3 separate regions of the Mus musculus genome follow, and regions 1 and 2 are each linked to region 3. Evidence: chromatin loops called from intact Hi-C (ENCODE). Cell type or tissue: heart. All regions are shown on one strand. Each heading gives the region's core, and the rest is flanking DNA. Links, peaks and the distances in the headings are about the cores only.

Region 1 (7,808 bases), core at 1,316-6,315, 1.3 Mb after region 3:
AAATGAGATACCAAGACATTAAGGATAGTTATTCTCTATTCTCCTTTCCACCCTATTAAATATGTATATTGTAAAAAAGCCTTATTCTTGAAGAAAATTCAAGCTTTTTAAAATTCAAATCTTCTGAGACTGGAAGAAGGGAATAAGAATTACATAAGCAGCCTGTTTCTATAAAGTAGATTTTTATGAAAAGACGCCCAACAAACAATTAGTCAGAGAAGGGGAAGAAAAGAAGGCTCTGTAGCTTTATATTTTCATTTCTTCAGAAGCCAAGAGCAATGTGCAGCCAGGGCTCTCCCGGAGAGCAAGATGGGCCAACGTGCTCTGCCGCAGCAGACCAAGGTCCACTCTGAAGTGGTAGATGTGAGGACAGTGGTATTTGTGGAAGGATGGAGAAGTGGATCCATGGTTCAAAATGGCACACCCCAGCATAGGTTCACACATCAGTGCCCACTTAGTGCATAGCTGAGGATATGTGCAAAGGCACAGGGAAGATCAGTCTTTTAAAATAGGCCGTGTTTAACAGAGGATTCTGCAGTTTAAAAAGTGGAGTAGGGGCAAGAAGGAAAAGGGCAGAGTAAAGGAAGGGGAAAAAGGGAGGACAGATTTTTGATTTCTGCTTTGAACATGAACAATGAACAAAAATTAATTCTAGAGGCTTAAATATTTATGTATAAAAAGCAAAACACATCTTTTAGAAGACAGCACTAATAAAACACAGAGAGCACAAATAAAGGAATACATGTACACACACACATGTGCACATACACATGGAGAGGGGAGTAAAAAGAGGGGCATAGGGAAAAGGGCAGAGGAAGAGAGAAAGGATGATGTAGAGGGGGAAGAGAGGGAGAGATTAACAAAGCTACCCTGAGCATGTACCTCCCTTCACTGACCAGACTGTACATTGGTTCAACTATAAAAGGTGGACAAAATCAAATGTTGGAAACATGCCACAGTAAGAGCTCAGTGAATTGTTGTTGGGGCATTAGTGTATGTATGTAATTGAAGAATAGCATATCTTTATCTAGCACTTCAGCTATGTTTCCTGAATCTAGCAATCTTGCCTCTAGATATATTCTCCTTAGAGAATGTCAGCATAAACATATCAGAAGACAAGCAGAAGAATCAACTGAACAACACACTCATTATAGGGAAAAAAAAAAAACCCAGGAAAATTAAGGTCTGAAATAAAATTGATAAATGGATTGTGGAAATTTTACTTAATAACATTCCATGCAGGAAAAAAAATCAATAAAAAGTAGCTGTAAAGAACAACGTGGGTGCTTTTAAAATGTTTGACATAAGGTAGAGACAAAATTATTCCTTATGATTTCATTTTTATAAAGATGTATGTTATAAAGCAAACAGCTGGCCTGGAGTTGGGGCTGGAGCTGGAGCTGGGGCTCAGTGGTCCAGCATTTGTTTAGTGGCCAGAGTTTCACACTCTGACTAGCAAAGGCTAAGGTGTTCTCCTGGGGATGATGCACATTTATGTGTAGAAGAAAAGAAAGGGGGAGAGCTGAGCATAGTGGCGCACGCCTTTAATCCCAGCACTTGGGAGGCAGAGGCAGGCAGGTTTCTGAGTTTGAGGACAGCCTGGTCTACAAAGGGAGTTGCAGGACAGCCAGGGCTACACAGAGAAACCCTGTCTCGAAAAACAAAACAGAAAGAAAGAAAGAAAGAAAGAAAGGAAGGAAGGAAGGAAGGAAGGAAGGAAGAAAGAAAAGAAAAGAAAAGAAAAGAAAAGAAAAGAAAAGAAAAGAAAAGAAAAGAAAAGAAAAGAAAAGAAAAGAAAAGAAAAGAAAAGAAAAGAGGAAACACTAAGTGTAAACTGGAGCAATGGGAGCTGTAGACACATGGAGACACTGGAGGCTCAGAGAACATTGCCCTTCTTGCTGTGGACACTAGTTTCCCAGGTCGCTTCACACAGTCTTTTAAACTACAGTAAAATGTAGATGTATAAGCCCAGGTGTGGTGACTTATGAGTATAAACTCAGCACTCAGAAAGATGAGGCAGGAAGATTTTTGCTACTAGCCCAAGTCTAGTCCATCACACAGTGTGTTCTAGTCCCTAAGCTACAGTGTGAGACAGTCCTCTCATCTCAGACACACACACACACACACACACACTATATATGTATATATAGTGTGTGTGTGTGTATATGTATACATATATATATAATATTATGTATAATATTTTCCAAATAAAAATTAAAAGGTTAAAAAACCCCTAGACATTATAAACATAAAAGACCAAAAATCCATGACATACCCGAGGCAACTTGAAAAATGACCTCTTTATTCTCCAAGCAATTTTGCACAGTACTTTTGAACAGGTTGGTTCCTGTTTCTGTTAGTAGACTGAAAGATTTGTCATTCTCGGATGCTTGTGGGCAGCAGTGGCAGATCAGCGACTATGCATGCAAAGAGTGCTGGATTTCACAGAAAATACTCAGCTTCTCTCAACTCTTCCATATTCTGTGTGAAGATGCATGAAGATGCTCAGGACAACGTTGTTCAAAACAACCCCACCCTGGGAAAGGTGTCCGTCAGGGTAAAGTTGATATTGTACTATGTTATGGCTTTGGTTAGCCACAAAATAGAAGCTACATGTAACAATCTGTTTTAATCTATTCTCATACCCAGATGTTGAACAGAACAGGACAGATAGAAAACGTCTTAATGTTGCGGGGCCCATTGCTTAAAAAACTAAATATATGTTTAAAAAAAAAAAACTATTGTGTTGGGAGATTCATACTTATAGCTCAAAAATCTGGGGGATGGGGGCAGAAAATGATAGGGTTCCAATGGGAACAAGTCAATATCCTCCAGAGTAACTGAAATAGACACTGTAGGATCCTTAGTAAGCAGTGTATTGGTCTCTGGAGTCATTAAGTTTCTCAAAAATGAAGGAACTTTTACAAGCACACAGTAACCCTTTGCTTTCGCTTTTCCTTTTTATATATGCTATGTCAGCCTTACAAGAAGTAAATTAATATCAGGATAAGTAATAGCTCATTAAACCAAATAATTTTAGATTTACAGCCATGCCTCTTATGTATCTGTTTAAATCCATATCCAGACTTAGATCAATTTCACAATATACTCTTATGTATACACAATATACTTCCTATATGCATCCCTCATCCTTATCATATTTTCTATACTTCTTCCAGTGATGCAGTTTGTATCTACTTTAAAACTACTGTGTTTGAACCAGAGTACAGCTTTGCTCCTTGTCTACCTGGCCCTGAGGGGCTGTCACCTTTTACATTATAGATGCTAAACCTCTCTGTTCAGGGTACTCTAAAGATGCCCACACTGGTACCCCAGTTCTCCTTAACCCATTTAATGCAAACAAATCCAAATGCCAGTGTGAGTCTGAAGACTGGCTGGTTGTAGGAAGGATAGGTAGGTATCTTAAAAGCAGGTAAGACACGAATGACCTGGGCCTGTTATTTTTAAGATGCTCACACTTGCCTAGCTTGTGTTAGGGCTGCATCTCTCCATGCTTGCGGGAGCATGCCTTCTGTGAGGTCCTAGGATAGCTTTCCAATCAATGATGGATGGTGTTGCTATGTGAGACCAATCCAGTAAGCTGCAGATGATAGAAAATGCAGTTACTCTGCTGGGCTTGTCCCTGTGGTTGCTTGCTAGTGCCCCCTGCTGGCATTGGTGTCCAGGCTAACACTTTTCAGGAGTGTTGCCAGCGATTGTTGTGTGATTCTCCCACACATGTGTCCCAGTGAAGCCGTACCTTAACCGTGCAGACCTCAGGGCATGAAAATAAAATGATTAGCATATGTACCCTGTGCATAATAATAAACTAGACACTTTAGTAAAATAAAATGGCTTTTAAAGGACTTGTATTTGTGCTAAGGAAAGTGAATTGTTATATCAAACCCCATGTAACTGACCCATGGTGCTTTTATGTTCACAGTATCAATGAAAGGCAATAGTTAAAACGATTGTAAACGTGAAATTCAAGAGTTGCCAGCACCCCTATTCCAGTCCAATCTGTTAATTCCTTTATCCAGTATTAACTGAACATTTACTACATACCGGAGCCTATGACAGGCAATGACTGTCCCCAGTGATACTGGGGCGACACAGACAATAGTAAGGTAAGTACTCAAATTTAGGATGAGATTAAGAGCCCTGAATAAGATAAAGCGGGGTAGGAGATGGCGAGTTGGGAGCGCCTGGACGTTAAGGAGATGTTTTAAGTAGAATGATGTAGGGATTCAAAGGACTTTTCTGTTTCTCTAACTACTGGAATGAACTGGCTTTTGGCAACTAGAGCATCCTTCCTGGGATTTGGGTGACATTAACTTTGACTTTGGGTGAAGCAATGAAGGGGAAAGCAAAGAAGACCCAGGAAGCAGCTTGGCTAGTGTATTGTTTTCTCAAATAACTTAAGGAAGGAAGATGGGAAGGAGGGAAGAAGAAATGAATAAAAAGCTGCTCAGGATTTGAGGGTGTAGCCCATCACGCAGGAAAGCCATGGTGGCAGGGGTTTGAGGGAGCTGGTTGCATGTGATCCACAGTCCGGAGGCACGGGAAGATGAGTATTTGACTCATTTTCTGTTTCATTACCTATGTCGAGGACTCCACCCCACCAAATGATGCCATCCACATATAGAGTAGGTCTTCCAATATTAACCTGTTTTAGAAAAAAAAAATCCCAGAATTGGGAACAAAACACCCATGGAAGGAGTTACAGAGACAAAGTTTGGAGCTGAGACAAAAGGATGAACCATCTAGAGACTGCCATATCCAGGGATCCATCCCATTATCAGCCTCCAAACGTTGACACCATTGCATACACTAGCAAGATTTTGCTGAAAGGACCCTGATATAGCTGTCTCTTGTGAAACTATGCTGGGGCCTAGCAAACACAGAAGTGGATGCTCACAGTCAGCTAGTGGATGGATCACAGGGCCCCCAATGGAGGAGCTAGAGAAAGTACCCAAGGAGCTAAAGGGAACTGCAACCCTATATGTGGAACAACATTATGAACTAACCAGTACCCCGGAGCTCTTAACTCTAGCTGCATATGTATCAAAAGATGGCCTAGTCAGCCATCACTGGAAAGAGAGGCCCATTGGTCATGCAAAGTTTATATGCCCCAGTACAGGGTAACACCAGGGCCAAAAAGTGGGAGTGGGTGGGTGGGGGAGTGGGGGGAGGGTAGGGGAGTGGGAGGGAGGGTATGGGGGACTTTTGGGATAGCATTGGAAATGTAAATGAGGAAAATACCTAATAAAAATATTTTTAAAAAAAGAAGAAAAAGAAAAAAAAATCCAGCACACATGCCAGAGGTTGCCCTTCAAGGTGATTCTAGATCTCGTCAATCAATATTAACCACACAGCTAACAAAGAAGATAGGAGAGACTCTAAGATAAGATGGATGTCCTAGTGCCTTGGAGACATCGCAAGAAGTAGGAGAGGGGAGATGGGACTGTCAGGAAGATGGCCAAGGGCAGGGCACTGCAGGAAGAAGATGTGCCAGATCCCTGAGCCCAACTCATCCCCACTGCGCCAGATCCCTGAACCCAACTCAAGGAAGTTCCTGCACTCAGGCGACAAAATCTATGTTAGGCAGATGAAATTAGAAGAGAAGCCACTCCAATAGCTCCGCTGGTGTTGACTAATGAGTCCAACAACCCTCAGAGCCAGCACAGGTTCCGAGGGCTCCAGCCTGACACGGAGTCACCCAGCTCTGTCCACTCATGGACAGAAACTAGAATAGAGGTGTGGGCGACGGGAGTGAAGTGTTGGCACAGCTCACCCTTTGCCTTCTTAGAATAAAATCTAAATAGTTTGATGCTGCCCAGGCTGAAGCACCCCTACTGTGTGTGAGTGGTAGAGCCCCAGCTGCCAGAGAGAAAACTGCCCCGGCTGGCTGTCAGCTTTTGTGCTGAAGTTGTTCCGTAAGGACCCATCGACAGGCATCCTCAGCCACTATAAATCATTTTCAAAGTGTTGAAGGCTAAGGATTGCTAAGCTAGGGTCTCTCACTAGTCACAGGCTCCATGGGCACACCGAACAAAGAAATCTAGAGAGAGTGTGTGGAGGGAAAAGACAAGCATATTTTCATTGACGTCTTACTAAGACGAAGCAGCTTATCTAATATGATAATGGGTGACAAACATCCCAGGACAGTTGTAAATATCTTGAAGTATCATTTTTGCCCACATCTGTTCCACAATCGCAGTGGGTACGAAGAGGCCTGCCCCATTAAAGTGCATCAGTAAAGACATGAGTGATATGTTACCACATCACACACTCCCTTAAATATTCACATTTCAGCAAGATTGGTTGCCTTTTGTAATCCAGAGAGTACTGTTGTATATATTTGATGGCACCATGCTGATGAGTTCAGAGGCATAATGGATTGCCAGGGGTCTAAGAATCCCTGTGTTCGACTCTGTTGCGAACTTGTTTGGGGAGAGCAGATCTTTCATAGCCATCCTGTGCGGGTCAGCCTGAAGATTTGCCCAGGAAGAGTCAGAACACCACCAGCCCCCACCTCTAGAGCTCTAGGCATCTGCCTTTAAAAGAGATGTAGATAAAAACCGACTCTTCCCGATAATCCAGAGGGGTGGTCGATTCTGGCCTTCCATACCATCAGACATTTCTAGGCACATACTGCCATCTGGTGACCAGTTCCCTCTGCCATTTCTGTCTGTCCTGTAATTGGGAATATTCATGGCAAATCTCGGGGGCTCAGGGCTCTTCTCCAGTTTGTCTATTGTCTCAGTCCCATTAATTCTCAACCCTCACAGACTGTGTTTGACAATGCCCATGGAGCGCTCTGCAGAAATACACTTTGGTCTTGGAAATACACGTGTTTAGTAGGGGGCAGTGACCTGCAGTATTCAAATCCCAGTTTTCCCTCAGTTTCACTACTAATGGTAGTCCCTCTTCCCACAGAAGACAGGATCTTATGTAACCCAGAATGACTTGAAACTCCTTCTGTCTGCCTGCCTCTGTCCACTTTCTAGGTGCCAGGCTTGTAGGGGTGTACCATGACACTCAACTCTCAAAAGGTCACATTTTTCTGTGTTCATGTCTGGGTAAATTTTAAAACAGGGTGTACAAAGAGATGGTGGTGCTCCAGGGAGCACACAGTTTGACAGATGGAGGCTTCAAGTGATGTTAACGGTCCTAGAGTCTCAGGTTCCTAGCATCCTGACCAGGATACTCTCCCACCCTTGGTCAACTTGCCCTCCGCTCAGACACCGTGGTGCTAGATCCTCAGGCACCTCCATGCCCCACCTTTTACCCACTTTCAGACCTCCACTGCTCCCTGACAGGCTCCAAGATACCACTCTCCTTTCCCCCTTCCAGTTTTGAAAGGGTTTCATCCCCTTCTTCCACCCCCATCAGTTTCTTCTCTATGTGGCATCCAGAATGTGGTCCAGTTTAAAATACAAGCCTATCCATAGCTCTCTTGGGCTCACTACCCCTCAGAGCAAAAGAAGTCTTCACACTACAAAACACTATCATCTGCCTTTCAAGTGAGTCTCTAAGCCTCCTACACTGATGCACCAACAAGGGGGTCTTCCTGTTACCCTTCAAGCTAGTGCTGTGTGTCCATGTCTCAGGGCGTTTGCACCTGTTGCTCTTCTCTACCCCAAACAACAAACACCACCAAGGTTCATTCTCTTAGTTCTTCCCAGGCCCAGGACGGGACTTCAATCTGCCCCTTCCTGATTTGATTTTCTCTGTATTGTTGTATGAATTCTACTAATTTTTTGTTATCTCCCTCCCACTGCTAAAGCAATCTCCATGGGAATGTG
Region 2 (7,808 bases), core at 1,316-6,315, 590 kb after region 3:
TTTTGCTGATCTGAAGGTTGAATCTGGATTATCACTGATCTAAGTCCATTGACTCAAGGGATTCAATGACTTGCAGTGTGAAAACATCTTAGTTTATATGTATAGGTGCTGAGAAACCCATGAAGATGCAGCCATTCTGCACTCCAGGAAGCCTCAAACCTGATTTATGTTAAGCTGACCAGAAAAAGCTATTCTTTTGCTCTCTGCCTTTCTCTTCCATTAATGATGATAATCCATTAAAAACACATTGATAAAAACCTTGAAGCATGGCATGTTATTAGGGTAAATAGCAAAGGTCTTGGAGTCAGATAGTCTTGGATTACATGAAAGCCCTATATCACTAAGTACTTGTAAATTACTTATACTCTCCAGGTTTTATGATTTATAACTAGAAATTAAAATTTTATAGGTTTGTATTATGTGAAATAAAACATTAAATTCTTCTAGCATAGTACTTAGTGTATGGTAAATGTTCAAGGTCGATGTGAATTTACATATATATATAATTATTTTTTACATATTTTTATATATACAAGATAAGTACTAATATACTATACATATATATAATTTGTATTAGTTTCTTAACTACCCAAGTATAACATTAAAATAGAAAGTCCTCATTATTCAAGGACTCATTACTCAATACTTTGGTTAATTACTTATTAACCAAATAATAAGTATCCCAATAAACTTGTTATTTTAGAGTTTTGGCCAGTAATTGCATTTAATTACATTAAGCTTTTTGCTACTTTGTGTGTGTGTGTGTGTGTGTATGCATGCCATGCTGCTTTGTTGATGGTCAAAGGACAACTCACAGGAGGCAATTCTGTCCTTCCACAGTTTATATCTCAGGGATAGAACAGAGTTCTTCAGGCTTGGCAGCAAGCACTTTACATGCTAAGTCATCTTGTCAGCCCTGCTTAGTCACATTTAATATGTCCTTCAAAACTGGGTAAAAAGACCAGTAGTGAGTTTTGAAGTTCACTCTTACTCATTGGTTTTGGACAAGAATGATGGAAGATGCAGAGCAGCAGGGTGAAAGAGGAAGAAGTTGTCTTATTTTCCACTCTAATTTTGTATAACTTTCAGTAAACTTAGACAAAACAGGGTAGTAGTATGCAGTTGCTTCATAACCGATTTAGATCTGAATTTAATGTACGTTTATGAATGCTTCCCATCTACGTGTTATATTGATTCCATAGAATTTAGCTAAGAACTTCTTGGAGTTATCTAATACAACATCTGATCATTACGGGAATCCTGTATATGTCACAATCCATCACATGGTCATATGGCCTCTGTTCGAACTTCTGTGAGAGAGTACTAAGGAGAGGAATTCACGGGAGGTACTTTCCTGATTTTAATCTTCCTACTGAGAACTTCCAACAGAACCTTTCCAAGCTGAACTTGTTTCTTGCTGGTCCTTGTGGTTATTTAAGAGCGCTAACATGTTGCCTCCACGGTGCTTGGCTTTAGCCAAGCTCTTCTGGTAATCCCTCTTTCCATTTCTCTTCTTCTCATGTAAGCCCTAGACTACATGACTGCTCTTTGACATGTAATAATGGCTCCTTACCAACTTCTGCTAGAACTCGAAGCCAGATCCTTACTCATGTTGGGCAAGCAATCTAACCCTGAGCTGTGCTTCTAGTCCACTGATACAGTCAAGATTCTCAATCATCTTGGTTCATTGTTGTTGCATGTTAACAGAACACAGAGGGCGGGTCTACTATGCACTCTTAGCAGTTAGCAGCTGCAGTCTTTGCCTCCTGGGCTCTTTCTCTCCTCTCACAAGGCAGAAACTCACCCAGTTTCTACATCTTTGCTTTATAAGCCTCTTTAAAAACATCCAGTCACTCTCAAAATAACCTAAACTCCACTGTACTCCTGCTGGAAGGACTACATGAAACATACGATTCTATGAACAGGCCTGAATTTTGGCATATACTACTAAGTGCTTATTCCCTCAGCCCAAAACGAGATAAGACCTATGGATTTAAAAAATTTATCCCATTCTCCCAGGTGTCTGTCACCTGTTGGATGCAATACAATACTTATGATTGACTATTCTCTGTGTAGAACTGATGAATCTGGAAATGGCAAAATTGACCATCATCCAATGAATGGGCAACAAAGAAGCAACTAAATAATATTGGACTCAGTAGCTACTTGTCCCTCCAAAACACACACACACACACACACACACACACACACCAGCTGGTAAAGCCACCTGCAACTTGCACTGTCTCCAGCTGCTTATATAGAAAGAGCTCTGGACAGCTCCAGGCGTTCTTATCTCTTTTACAGATATCTGCCTCCTTTTGGTTCTGGGATTTAATCCTCTCTTGATCACTATCTTACCCTTCAGCCATTCTGATCCCCATTGACAGTGTAAATGTCACTTTGAAATAACTGTCCGTGCTATTTAGCTGGAGGAGGCTTACGCAGGAGGTGCTGTCACATGAGTTGGCGTTGGGCTATGTGATTTCCATTAAACAGAAGAAGGTCAGTGGGTAAGTCCTGCCTCGTTCATCTTTTGAGAAATCTTTCATACCAGGAGAAAATAAAAAGCAACCAATCTTGTCTTGCGTCTCCCCGCTCACTTTTTTCCAGGATTGTAAAATCCACATTACAGCCTGAGGTTAAGGGGCCAGGTAACAGCTTAAGAGTTAAGTGCTGTTGCCACTGTGGCCGTTGCTTCATTTGCTTGGATGTTTGTTCTGCCCTAGGGCTGAGTGGAGATTTCCAAAGCTTCTGGACCTCACTGCATCTAGCCACCCCCATCTTCTATTGGTTTCACAATCCTTCCCCAAATAACAAACTTGAGCAAACCTTCTCCTGTGGACACACCCACACACTCATGTGTTCTGTCGTTTTACAGCATCGATGACAAAACTGTCAAGCGGGAATGGGCATCTCGGTGCCTGGCTTTCTGCAGAGGACTGCAAGCTAAATGCATCAATTGCATGGTTAGTTCTACTCAACTTTCTTTCCATTCTGTGTCTCGCTTTAATACAACATAGCCTCAGATTGTAAGGTTTTTTTCCATCTCATTTGAGAAGAGGATTAAGTGTACAGGCCATTTTTGCCTGCAACCGACTTAAAGAACTTACCTTGTGTTCAGAAAGCATGGCATGAAGGGACTGAGTTATATTTTGGAAGTCACTGTCAACTGTTACATGCTAAAACCAGGTAATTTGAGTGTTCCAATATTGCATCTTAAGTGTAGTGTAAAGGAATACAGATAAACACCCCCATTTCCATACTGCGGTTGCCCTTCGTCCTTCAGGGAAGGAGGAGGGTCTGGGTCCTTAGGAGCTGTGCAGCCCTGGGAAGCATCTAGAAGAATCTCTTCCTCGTGGTTGAAGGACATTTCACCTTTGAGCTTTCCGGAGTTGTAATTTAGTCTGTTCAGAGGAGTGGATAAGAAAGAATCAAACTGCCCACAATAGGCCCATTCTCGACACATTCAGGAGGTACTTTAAGGAAAGCCGAGGTTAAGCACTTTATACTGCTCGAAGGGCAATGTTCCCTCCAGACACAACCGGCATCACCAAGACCTATGAGACCTTGCCCTTCAGGTCAGTTCCAAAGATCATCATTGAAAACATGTTCTCCATTCTTTACTATTTAATGGGGCCAACCTGGGCAAATAATGTTGGCCTGTTCTCCCATGGGCCTGCTCAGACCTCAGATCCCAGGCCCCGAGGGAGTGATTGAAATCTTAAGAGATGGAGTCACAACTCACTTGCAGTCTGGAAAACAATAGCGAAACCAGCCTTTTGCTTCCTAACTTTGAAACATGCTAACTGATTTTTTTAAATTAAAAATAAATAAATAATAAATAATTGAAAATCGAATTTGATGGCATGTTGTCTCTGTGACGAACAAGTTGGTTTAGTTATAAGAGGTATTTCCATTCATGTGTCTAGTGGATGTGCTACCTGTAATGTGTTGGTAAAGATCTAGAGAGAACAATAATTGAATGCTCTGTAATAGGGGTGAGGGGGGCTGGAGTGCTGGCAGGAGCGGGGGTGAGCAGTAATATGTATGTCCCTGTGAGCAATGCTGAGCCATTCCGGAGTTCTTAAGTACACAGTGTACATGTGTCAACAAGTAGACAAAGAAAAACCCAGACCTTTGATGACCCCTGGTGAATAAACTTAGCACTGCATTGCGGCGATGCAGCCGGAGCCACGGGTTTCAGCTCAGTAGCCCCTGCCTGCTTCTGCTCTCCAGAAACCAGAGGGTATTTTCCCTGAGTGCCTGCTTCATTTGTACTGCAGACTGCATTACTTACAGACTTCAGGCATCTGTATCCCTCTAAACAAACCTCACTTCGGTGCTCTCTGTCAGTGGAGATGAAACGTGTGTGTGTGCGCGCGCACTCTTTCCTATGTGCTCGGTAGTGACTTCTCAGCATGCGCGGTGTTATTTATAGGATGCGAGAGAACTCAGTGGCCTCCCTACAGCCAGATTTCTCAGTCGCTTTCACATTACATGTGTGTCTGTTGTTGTTCGGAGGGAGTCGTGAACAGTCAGTCATCCTTGTTCAGTAACCCAAATTAAAGTTAGGATTTGGATGTGGCCTCTTGTCTGTTCCTCCCAAGTGCCAGCTGAAAGAGCTCTTTCTTTTTTCTGCAGTTACGTCTTGTTTTTTTTTTTTTTCTAAACAGCTATATGTGACCAGCGTGGGGTTACTTGTGAGCCAAAAAACAGTCTGCATTTTGTCAGCTTGCAGGAGATGAAGTTTGTTACCCGAAGGAGGGTGGAAGGAGAATGCGTGCATTTTCACTGTATGCTCCAGGCATCCAATTAGACAAGGGATGACGCCCAAATGCTTATTTGTCACCCAGAATGACATTTACCTGGTGGCTTAAAATGGAGTGTAGAACTCCCCGTTTATACACTATCTTAGCTGTTGCTGTCCACCATAATTACCGGTGTTTATGGTTTTGAATCTAGGATTAGAATTTTTTTTTTTCGGGATAGCATTCTCGGTGTAGTGCCTCCACTTAGATGAATTTAGATGAGCTTTTAAAACTCTCTCTCTATTCTCATTGTTGCGCTGATGGACCTTTTTTGTTCTGTCTTTCTTTCCTCCATTTTAATTACCACAAACGAAAGAATGCTTTGCTCGCGAATAAAACTAGCTTAACTTTTAAAAATCAAAACAAACAAACAAACAAACAAAAACCCCACAACGCTCCCGAGACTAGAATAAGCACGGGCTGACACAGAAGGGGGCTCTCATTTTCTTGTCTGATTTTCAGCAGAGCTGGGAAAAGTTGCTTTCACCCAGGTGAGATCCAGGAAGCTGCAGCCTGAGATTTTAGCCAACCTGACAGGGGTTCATGAGTTCAAAGACTGAGTCGTTGAAGTTGCCTTCTTCAGTCCCCATAGCACCCAAAGCCTAGAACTAGGCGGGCAATGGTTCCAATACAGAATAGCCGAGCATGCACCTGTCGCGTTCTGGTCCAGACTGCGGTCATCCCTGTCTCTGCCTCCCTCAAGCATGTTGAACAGGTGCATCTTGGTTGAGGCCATTGTCCCTAGAGTAAATGGTTGGGGAGGCAGCAAGGAGATGAGGAAGGGAAATAATGAAACAGTGAGAAGAATTTGAGAAGTGACCCACTTTGAAACTAATCTGCGTGATCATTAACCTTTGTTTTTGCAATTAGCCAATCGGTTTTGATTTTAATTTATAGACTCTATCTGTGTTTACCACTTCATCGTGTTTTAGTGGCAAGTGTCTATATAGAGCACCGTCTTTCAAAAGCTTGTCATGATATTACTGTTGCCCAAACATTTCTATTGTTTTCTGTGTAGCTGAAGGACAAATTCCTAAGGCTCTCTGCCATACCATTTTCAAGTATTTCTAGAAGCGTTGCATTTTAAAACCTTTATGTCGTGCTTGAAGTCCTCTCATCTCTCACATGTATGTAAAGTATGTATCTCGACTGAGAAAATTTAACATTAAAACATCTCTCCCTTTATAATGCTAGCTGCTCACTGGGGCAGAAGAGTAGCTTTGCACAAAGGATTGGAAGTTGTCTCCAAATTGCTTTCAAACTCAAAGTCACAATGCTATGAAGCCACTAAGAGTTATAAGACACTCTCCACCATCTTAGACTCAAAGGATCTTCTTTCAAAGATGAGCTGGGCCTGCCTGCATCCTTATCATCAGATCAAGGGCTTCCTGCCAATGCTGAGCCCTTCAGCGTGATGGGAAGCAGTGGAGTTGAATGGGGGAAAGCTGTAGGAACCTGAAATGTTGACTTCCAGCAACTTCTCTCCCCTTCTAGCTATTTTGAGCAGATCCCAGGGAACCTAAGGACAACGGTGTCTTCAGTCATCTCCGAGTGTGACCTTAAGCTCCTCAGTCCTGTTGTATGGTAGCGATTAAGTTGGCCGTAGCTCAAGAGTGTGACCTAGAGCTAAGGGAAGAGCTCATGACAATGTCCAACCAGGAGCATCGTCATAGAGATAAACATCCAGCCTCAGGTACAAGCAGGATTCAGCAGCCATGCACACCCTAACCCTAACCCTTACTGGCTGAAGCCTAGAAACTATAGACACAGGATTCTCAGTCCTCTCCTTTGTCTAAACAAGTCTTTGAAGACCTTGGGCACTTGGTGACTGTGGGGGTGGGTGGGGTGAGGTGAGGTGGAAGAACAGTTATATAGCAAATGCCTGATCCTACATTTGCCCCTTAAAAGGCCAGGTTTCGGTTTAAATAATTATTTTTTTTTAAATTATTGCAAGTAGCAGCACGGCTTGGTGCATTCCTTCTTTATAACTGTGCTAAGGAAAATGAATAATTCACCTAATAGTTTAAACAAGAGGCACTGCCCAAGTTGAATAGGAGAAAACCAAAACGAAGCCCTTGGCCTTAAGAGTGTGATGCACACATGTGATTACGTCATTTCCGACAGTTCGCCCTTCCTCGGAGGATTGCATGAGAACCACAGGGTCTGGAAGGAGGCTGCCTGTTCTAATGACTCGCCTCTCACTGTCCCTTCCTCTCCAGGGACAGGTTGCTGCATGGCAGTGTTTGCTAATGATGGGAGTTGTTCTGTGAGTAGCCTGGAGCCTGGTTTGCAGAAGTTGGGTTTAACCATGGATACCATTGAGTAGAAGGAATTGATCTACACCAGGGCCTGAGACTCAAAAGTAATTTACAAATGTAAATGCTATTCAGCTGTCTAGAGAAACGAGTTATATAATTCAACAAGTAACTAGTGAATGTCACCTTACATTATTCCAGTGATGTCACTTGATGTGGCAACTAAGGTCTTTTAATCTGGCTGTGATCTGCTGTTTGCTTGATCTCCTTCCACTGAACATGTGAGTTCTGGTGGCTCAGAATGATTTATGCAAATAATTAATTGTTTTTTGTGTGGTGTAATGTGTGTGTGTATCTCTGTGTGTGTATCTGTGTGTGTAGTGTGTGTATGTGCAGTATGTGTAGTGTGTGTGTGTGTGCATGTGTTGTGGGGTATGGCCTTGTATGTGTGGACACTTGCCCATGTGTAGAGGTCAGAGGACAAGCTTGAGTGTTGGTGACCAAGCTGGCTAGGAAGGAGCAGATTCCTCCCCTGCCCCTCATTTCCCATATACACACCTATAGATATGCTGAGATCACAAATGAATCCCTGGGTGCCCTACCACTTTCAGCTTTTATGTGCTTCTTGGGATCCAAACTCGGATTCCCAGGCTTGTACAGGAAGAGCTTTACTCGCTAAGCCATTTCTCTCGCCCTCGTGACTCAGAATTACTGATCTTTTCCTAAACTCATCACACTGCCTCAT
Region 3 (7,808 bases), core at 1,169-6,168:
ATGATAATAATTTTATTTAAAAATTAATTAAAAATGATATGCTATGTTTATTATAAGAAACAATCAAATATACGTCTGTTAAATATTAAGTGTGATGCGTTTTCTAGCTTAGACACCTGACCATGTCCAGCTCCTGTTTCTTCTGTCCCTTCTCACCAGCCAGATGAGTTTGAGGTTCATCAACATTCATGTAACAGAGACTAGAATCAAACTCAAATTCCTGAAAATCTTGCAGGTTGGAATAGTAACTCAAATGAACCGAGTCTAGGGAGAGTCAACCGAGAGATAAAAGTCCTTCTGGAGAGCTGAAAATCTAGCAAGAAGCATGAAGACGCACATAACACAAGAGCATCCGTGAGACCTCTGGGGCAGTGCTGAGACTGGCAGAGAAATCGTGGAAGACCAGGATGCTGCAGAGGTCTGTGTGAATGATGCTCTTCACTCAGTGCAGACAGCCATGTGGAAAAAGTGGCCCTGAGCCAATACAAAGCCCTGAGAAGTACAAAGCCCAGAGAAGCATGAGCTCCGAACTGATACCAACGCCCCGAGAAGTACGAGCTCCGAGCTGATACCAACTCCCCGAGAAGTACAAGCTCCGAGCTGATACCAGAGCCCCGAGAAGTGAGAGCTTTAGGGGAAGACAGTGTGCTGCTGGCTTTTATTTGGCTTCAGGTCTCCGAATCTTTTATCTTTTCACTGTCTCTCCGTTCATGAATTGCTCTTTAATTATTCGCTCTTTTGCCTTGAACATTGGGCTTTGTGTGTGTTAGATGAAGCTTATTCAGTTGTGGTTCATGGCTGTAACTCATCCAGAGCCATTGGAACCTTGATTTGGTCACTGGGACTCCTAAGCCAACTCTCCCTTCCATGTGTGCATTTGATCAGCATGCTGTTATATTACAGCTCCAGGGACAGGTAAGAAATGGAGGATTTAGAAGGGGAACTGCTTGCCCAAACCATTCCAGCTAGGATGTACCCAAGCTGGGTCTTTTGATCCTCACGCAAATGTTCCTTCTGTGGTTGAATACTTCCTGGGGATAACTTTGAATTTATGGGTAGCTATAGTAGAACCCACATACCAGAGACCTGTGTCTTGAGTTGATATTATTGTTTGCATTTTCAGATGAGACTCTTTGGAAGGGTAAAGATTTTTGTTTCAAGTAAAAGAACAAAGCAAGTGCTATGTATGAGTTGTTACAGAGAATAATCAGGTGAGAAAGAAATCTGCCCTTTTTGATATTCTTTTTTTAAAGATTTATCTATCTATCTATCTATCTATCTATTGATCTATCTGTTTGTTTGTTTGTTTGTTTGTTTTATGTGTGTGAGCATACTCTTGTTGTCTTTAGACCCGCCAGAAGAGGGTATTAGATTCCATTACAGATGGTTGTGAGCCACCATGTGGTTGCTGGGAATTGAGCTCAGGACTTCTGGAAGAACAGCCAGTGCTCTTAACCTCCGAGCCATCTCTTCAGTCTCCTTTTTAATATTCTTAAAACACTCAGAGGCTACAGTTTTCGATAACTTAAGATGATGGCTGAGCTAGGATTATTAAAAGAAGAGGGCTCCAAGTTCTAATGAGCAACAGTGCTAGCTAGAAGCTACAGAGCAATGTATGAAACTCCGGCGGTTAAACTGATCTCCCTAAAGGGTGTGCTATGAGAAAGCATGGAAACCTTGCGTGGGATCCTGGATGGAATTTTAAGTCCCACTCTCTGCATTTAAACTTAGAGAGGTTGACAGAATTTTCAGTGCGTCCTCTGGAACAAGATTGGTTCTGTTACATTAAAGTTTGGGCTGCATCACCAAGATGTTGACTACTCTGAAAGGTGTTTGAAGAAGTTTATTAACGTGAAACAAAATGACTACCTTGCCTCAAGTATTTGCCAGCAAATTTGAGGGCAACCAGCTACACTTCAAATGGAATAATCAAAGTTTAGACCTAGAGTGGGTCCCTTTGGAATCCATACTAACTTAGGCTAACTCTTTCTATTTTTGGCATAGAGTCTGGCTCCATAGACATTGAATAATAAAAATAAAATACCAATAGCACAATTACTTACAGTCCTCCTGTTTCAGCTTCCCTAACTGCTGCGATTACAGGGATGCGCCACCATGCCAGCTCCCATTTCCTTCTTTGTTGATGATGAAGAACCAAGGTCCCAAGACCAGTGCAGCTTGATGAAAGTCACTGTGTGGCTTGGGCCAGTGTTCTTGCTTGGCTTAAGAACAGCGTTGTCAGGAACTCCTTCCCAAAGCTCTTTCTGTTCCCCACCTTGTGATGTGCTGTTGCCCTTTGGCTCAGAAAATCCACTAATAAGGACTACTCAGGCTGGTTTATTTTATTTGGAGACATTAAGAACATTTTTTTTAAAATCCCCTTTTAGGTTATAAAAAGAAAACCTCCAGCTAAAACCTGACATAAATGATTTTTCGATGACTCTCTCTGAGAGCAGCCATGCCACGAGATGCTTCTGATGGCTCGGGTAAGCAAGAGCAGATGGTTCGTAAGTTGAGCTAACTAAGAGGAACAGTCATACAGTAAAAGCCTGTGGACTTTCGAAATTGCACTTGGTTGTAATTTCTAAATTTCTGTGGACTTTGCTTTTCTGACTATAAATTGAAGGTGATATTATTTTCCTTCATTGTTTCGAATAAAAAAAATATAATAATAGCACCCAGCCTAATACATACTTACAGAGAACACACCTATGTTTACATAGAATAAAGACCACTCTTTTTCCTTTCTAGGCCTTTCTTCTTTTTATTTATGCTAGTTTTGGAGATCAGGGAAGGCTTTGATGATTAAGTTAAATCTTAAAGGATGCGTAACTGATCATGGTGCAGGTAAAGAAAAAAATATCACAATTATTTCAAAGGGAGGCAGCAACCAACTGCACAAAGACTGCAGAGGGAACATTCAGGAATCATGGAGTGACCGCAGGAGTAGACTTCACCAGGGGCTCAGCAAGCCTCGGGGATGATTGGGGGGGGGGTTAATTTTAAGGGCAATGGAGAAATCACTAGAGAACTTTCTGAATTTGAGTTTGCCGTTTTGTTTCCAGCATTCCGGGTCTGTGACTAGTAGCTCACGGACAAACTGTGGATAGAGATTACTACCAAAACAGGCAGAGTGTCATTTGTTCCGGGACTGGGGGGCAAAGGCAAGAGAATAGCCACTCCTGGTGGTCCACCACTAGAGGGAGCTGGTGGCCTTCCGTGGTTTATAGTTCCTTGGATGACAAGGTGGCATTGGCATTTGACTCAACAATTTGGCCATTTTCCAGGGACAGGGCCATTATGGCAGTTGGTGGCTAGTAACTTCGGCCCCTGCACTCTCTGCCCAACCATATGTCCAGACACTACTGAGAGTCCTGGGCCCGGAGCCTCTAGCCAGCTTAGAACAAAGGCAGCCTGAAAAGGCTTCTTGCTGTTAGCATGGAGACCTCGCGAGCATTCATCCTTTGAACAGCTCCCTTACAGGAGAACGTTTGTGTGCTTCCAGAATGTGAAGGAAGGTTCATGGTTTTTAAAATTCATGAATTGCGTGGAATGGAACGTTCTTTCTCCAAGTCTGAGGAAGAAACAGAGAGGCTGTGTCCTCATGACGCCCAAGCTCCGGGTCATCTCTGGGAAAAAAAAAAAATGTCCAGTCAAACCGTTTATTGGAAATGGTATAAATACCCCACCGCCCCGCCCCCACCACACACGTCGTCTCAAAAAGAGGTTGGGGGTTTTATGTTTTTGTTTTTGTTTTTTTTTCAAAACTAATTAGTTAATTATTTATGTTTAGCTTTTGAACTCAAGGCTTTGGATTCACTCAGCCTCAGGCAACTAGCTCAGAAAATTTAGCATTTCTCTTTCAAATTACTCTAAAACAATTTTTAAGCCTTGGTGAGGCCTATATACTAAAGTGAGAATATGGCTAGGGGGTTTTTCAAGCTCCTCTCCGTGTTTAGCTCTCTGGCTTCCCTGGTCCTTTTTCTTCCTGTCTTCTGAGCACCCAATGCCCTTGTGCTCAGGTTAGACCTATGAACACATCCCTCCAACCGCTCCTTCCCAACACTCTTAAAAGAAACCCCAGAATCTGAGTCAGAAACAAAGACAGTTAGCTGTATTTGGTTTTATGGACTCTTAACGTGTGAGCGTAGGCACACCTACTACAGTCTCTAGCTCCTTGACTCTTTGGTGTAGAAGCAAGGGACCTCATAACTGTGTAGAAGCAAGGTATCATCGCTGTGGCCTCACTAAAATGAATTAGGTGGTATTCCTTCTGTTTCCATTTTGTGGAATAGTTTGAGAAGTATTGGTATTAGGTCTTCTTTGGAGGTCTGATAGCATTCTGCACTAAAACCATCTGGTCCTGGGCTTTTTTTGGTTGGGAGACTTTTAATGACTGCTTCTATTTCCTTAGGGGTTATGGGACTGTTTAGATAGTTTACCCGATCCTGATTTAACTTTAGTATTTGGCATCTGTCTAGAAAATCATCCATTTCACCTAGATTTTCCAGTTTTGTTGAATATAGGCTTTTGTAGTAGAATATGACAGTTTTGGTTTTTTTTTTTTTTTTTTTTTTTTTTTTTTTTTTTTTAGATTTCGTCAGTTTCTGTTGTTAAGTCTCCCTTTTTGTTTCTGATTTTGTTAATTTGGATGCTGTTTCTGTGCCCTTTAGTTAGTTTGACTACGGGTTTATCTATATTGTTGATTTTTCTCAAAGAACCAGCTCTTAGTTTTGATGATTCTTTATATAGCTCTCTTTGTTTCTAATTGGTTTATTTCAACCCTGAGTTTGATTATTTCCTGCTATCTACTTTACTACGCTTGGGTGTGTTAGCTTCTTTTTCTTATAGAGCTTTCAGATATGCTGTTAAATTGCTCCACGATGTTCATAGCAGCCATATTTATAATAGCCAGAAGCTGGAATCAACCCAGATGTCTCTCAATGGAAGAATGGATACAGAAAATGTAGTAAATTTATACAATGGAATACTAGTCAGCTATTAAGAACAATGACTTCATGAATTTTGCTGGCAAATGGATGGAACTAGACAATATCATCCTGAGTGAGGTAACCAAGACTCAAAAGGGCATACATGGTGTGTCCTCACTGATAAGTGGATATTAGCCCAAAAGCTCAGAAGACCCATGATATAACTCACAGACCATAAGAAGCTTAACAAAAAGGAAGGCCGAAGTGTGGATGCTTCAATACCACTTAGACGGGGGAACTAGCTACTCACAGGAAGCAGAAGGAGGGAAAAACCTGGGTGAGGGAGGGGAAGGAGAGGGAGAAAAGGCAGGGCAGGACCAGGTATGGGAAGAGACAGAAGACCAGAGGGCCAGGAGAATGAATAGAAATAAGTAGCAATGGGGAGGGGGCAGGGGGAGCCACTTGAAAATCCCAGATGCCAGGAATACCAGCGGCTCCCAGGACCCAACAAGGATGACATTAGCTACAATACATAACAGTGGAAAAGATAGAACCTGTAGAGACCACATACAGTAGAAAGGCATGGCCAACAGAGGAGGGAGGGGGCTACTCACCCATCTCAAAATTTATAACCCAGAATTTGTTCCTGTCTAAAGGAAACATAGAAATATAAAAATGGAGCAGAGATTGAAAGAAAAGCCATCCAGAGACTGCCCCACCTGACTAAGACAGCTGCAGATACTCACAGCCAACCATTGGACTGAGGGCGGGGACCTCAATGGAAGAGGTAGGGGAAGGACTGAAGTAGGTGAAGGGGTTTGCAACCCCATAGGAAGAAAAACAATATCAACTAACAGGACCCCTCAGAGCTCTCAGGGACTAAGCCACCAGCCAGAGAGTATACATGGAGGGTTCCATGGCTCCAGCTACATGTGTTGAAGAGGATGGCCTTATCTGACTTCAATGAGAGGGGAGGTGCTTGGTCCTGTAGAGGCTTGTTGCCCCAGCAAAGGGGGATGCTGGAGGGGTGAGGCAGGAGTGGCTGGGTGGATGGAGAGGACCCTCTTAGAGGCAAATGGGAGGGGAGATAGAGAGAAGGGTTTGCAGAGGGAGACCAAGAAAGGGGACCCCTCTGCAAACCCTCTGCAAGTTGAAATGTAAATAAATAAAATAATTAATAAAAAATGTTTCTACCCCAGTGTCTTTCATTCCTTTACTCTCGTCCACCAGTATGTAGGATGTCTGTAGGGACCATAACTGCTAGGAGAGATGGCAGGATAAGACACTAAGTACTGAATCCCCTAAGGCAGCCATTCTCAACTTCCTTGAGGCTACGACCCTTTAATACAGTTCCTCACGTTGTGGTGACCACCACCAATAACATTACTTTTGTTGCTACTGTTATGAACCATACTGTAAATCTCTGGGCTTTCCCACGGTCTTGGTCTTAGGAGGCTCTGTAGAAGGGACATTCAATCAAAGGAGAGCGACTCACAGGTTGAGAACCGCTGATCTAATAGGACGTCTTGTCTAATAGAGTTATCATTTTTAAAAGTCATGGGATATGTTTGTAAGTTAAAAATATTTCTTTTCACTCCAAAATAGAATCATTTTACTTTTTTCCCTTATTTTAAAAGCAGTAAGTGATGCCAGCATAAAGACAGAAAATATAAATGGAGTGTAATAGGGAAATGGAGACAAAGTGAAATGATATATCTGACCCCAGATTTATGAAATAATCGCCATTAAAATATTAGCATGTTGGGACATAACATTTAAAATATTTTACGTTTCATGCATATATACTTTTCATATAGAAATGGCTGACCTATCATGATCACTATTGTGTAATCGGACTTCCTTCACTTATTTTCAAACCATACATTTCAAATACAGCATTATTTTTATTGGTGGCTTACGGTGTCTGACTGAAAACGCCACCATTTATTTAAGAAGTTTGACCAGTATAATGGGAAATGTTCAGACCTGAAAGATGGCCAACTATCATATTTGAACCTTCCCACTGCCAAAAGGTGCACCACTATACCTTGAAGAAGAAATTTGCTGGTGTGTACTTATGGTATTGTTGTTCTGGCCACTTTTTCAAGATTAACTTCAGAGGCAGGACCAGAGGTTACATGAAAAAATGTTCAACATCCTTAATCATCAGGGAAATGCAAATCAAAACAACACTGAGATTCCACTTCACTCCAGTCAGAATGGCTAAGATCAAAAACTCAGGTGACAGCAGATGCTGGCGAGGATGTGGAGAAAGGGGAACACTCCTCCATTGTTGGTGGGATTGCAAGCTTGTACAACCACTCTGGAAATCAGTCTGGCGGTTCCTCAGAAAATTGGACATAGTACTACCGGAGGATCCTGCAATACCTCTCCTGGGCATATATCCAGAAGATGTCCCAACCAGTAAGAAGAACACATGCTCCACTATGTTCATAGCAGCTTTGTTTATAATAGCCAGAAGCTGGAAAGAACCCAGATGCCCCTCAACAGAGGAATGGATACAGAAAATGTGGTACATTTACACAATGGAATACTACTCAGCTATTAAAAAAATGAATTTATGAAATTCCTAGGCAAATGGATGGACCTGGAGGGTATCATCCTGAGTGAAGTAACCCAATCACAAAGGAACTCGCACAATATGTACTCATTGATAAGTGGATATTAGCCCAGAAACTTAGGATACCCAAGATATAAGATACAACTTGCCAAACGCATGAAATTCAAGAAGAACGAAGACCAAAGTGTGAACACTTCACCCTTTCTTAGAAATGGGGAAAAAACACCCATGGAAGGAGTTACAGAGACAAAATTTGGAGCTGTGACGAAAGGATGGACCATCTAGTGATTGCCATA

What was found. A loop is a pair of places that touch in the nucleus more often than their neighbours do. Peaks named below come from ENCODE experiments on the same cell type or tissue, not always from the same donor. Only the 100,000 strongest peaks of a DNase experiment are listed, where the experiment ranks them.
Region 1: a loop joins it to region 3, with 6 times the contacts of the local background. A loop is called at or near these places in 12 of 42 quality-filtered maps.
Region 2: a loop joins it to region 3, with 15 times the contacts of the local background. A loop is called at or near these places in 19 of 42 quality-filtered maps.

The regions. Positions count from the first base shown.
Region 1 is chr19:27,446,510-27,454,317 of GRCm38, reverse strand. No RefSeq gene overlaps it. Among named protein-coding and RNA genes, the nearest start is that of C030016D13Rik, 20 kb to the right of the region's middle. In heart, for the core only: a CTCF peak has its summit at 3,666 (motif pointing left); no DNase peak of the experiment used is centred there.
Region 2 is chr19:28,162,569-28,170,376 of GRCm38, reverse strand. No RefSeq gene overlaps it. Among named protein-coding and RNA genes, the nearest start is that of Rfx3, 160 kb to the right of the region's middle. In heart, for the core only: a CTCF peak has its summit at 4,154; a DNase peak (open chromatin) is centred at 4,166; H3K4me3 peaks cover 467 bases.
Region 3 is chr19:28,754,543-28,762,350 of GRCm38, reverse strand. It overlaps Gm35922 (a long non-coding RNA gene), which reads right to left and starts at 2,318. Exons shown (of 4, transcript XR_877801.1): 1 at 2,064-2,318. In heart, for the core only: a CTCF peak has its summit at 3,198 (motif pointing right); no DNase peak of the experiment used is centred there.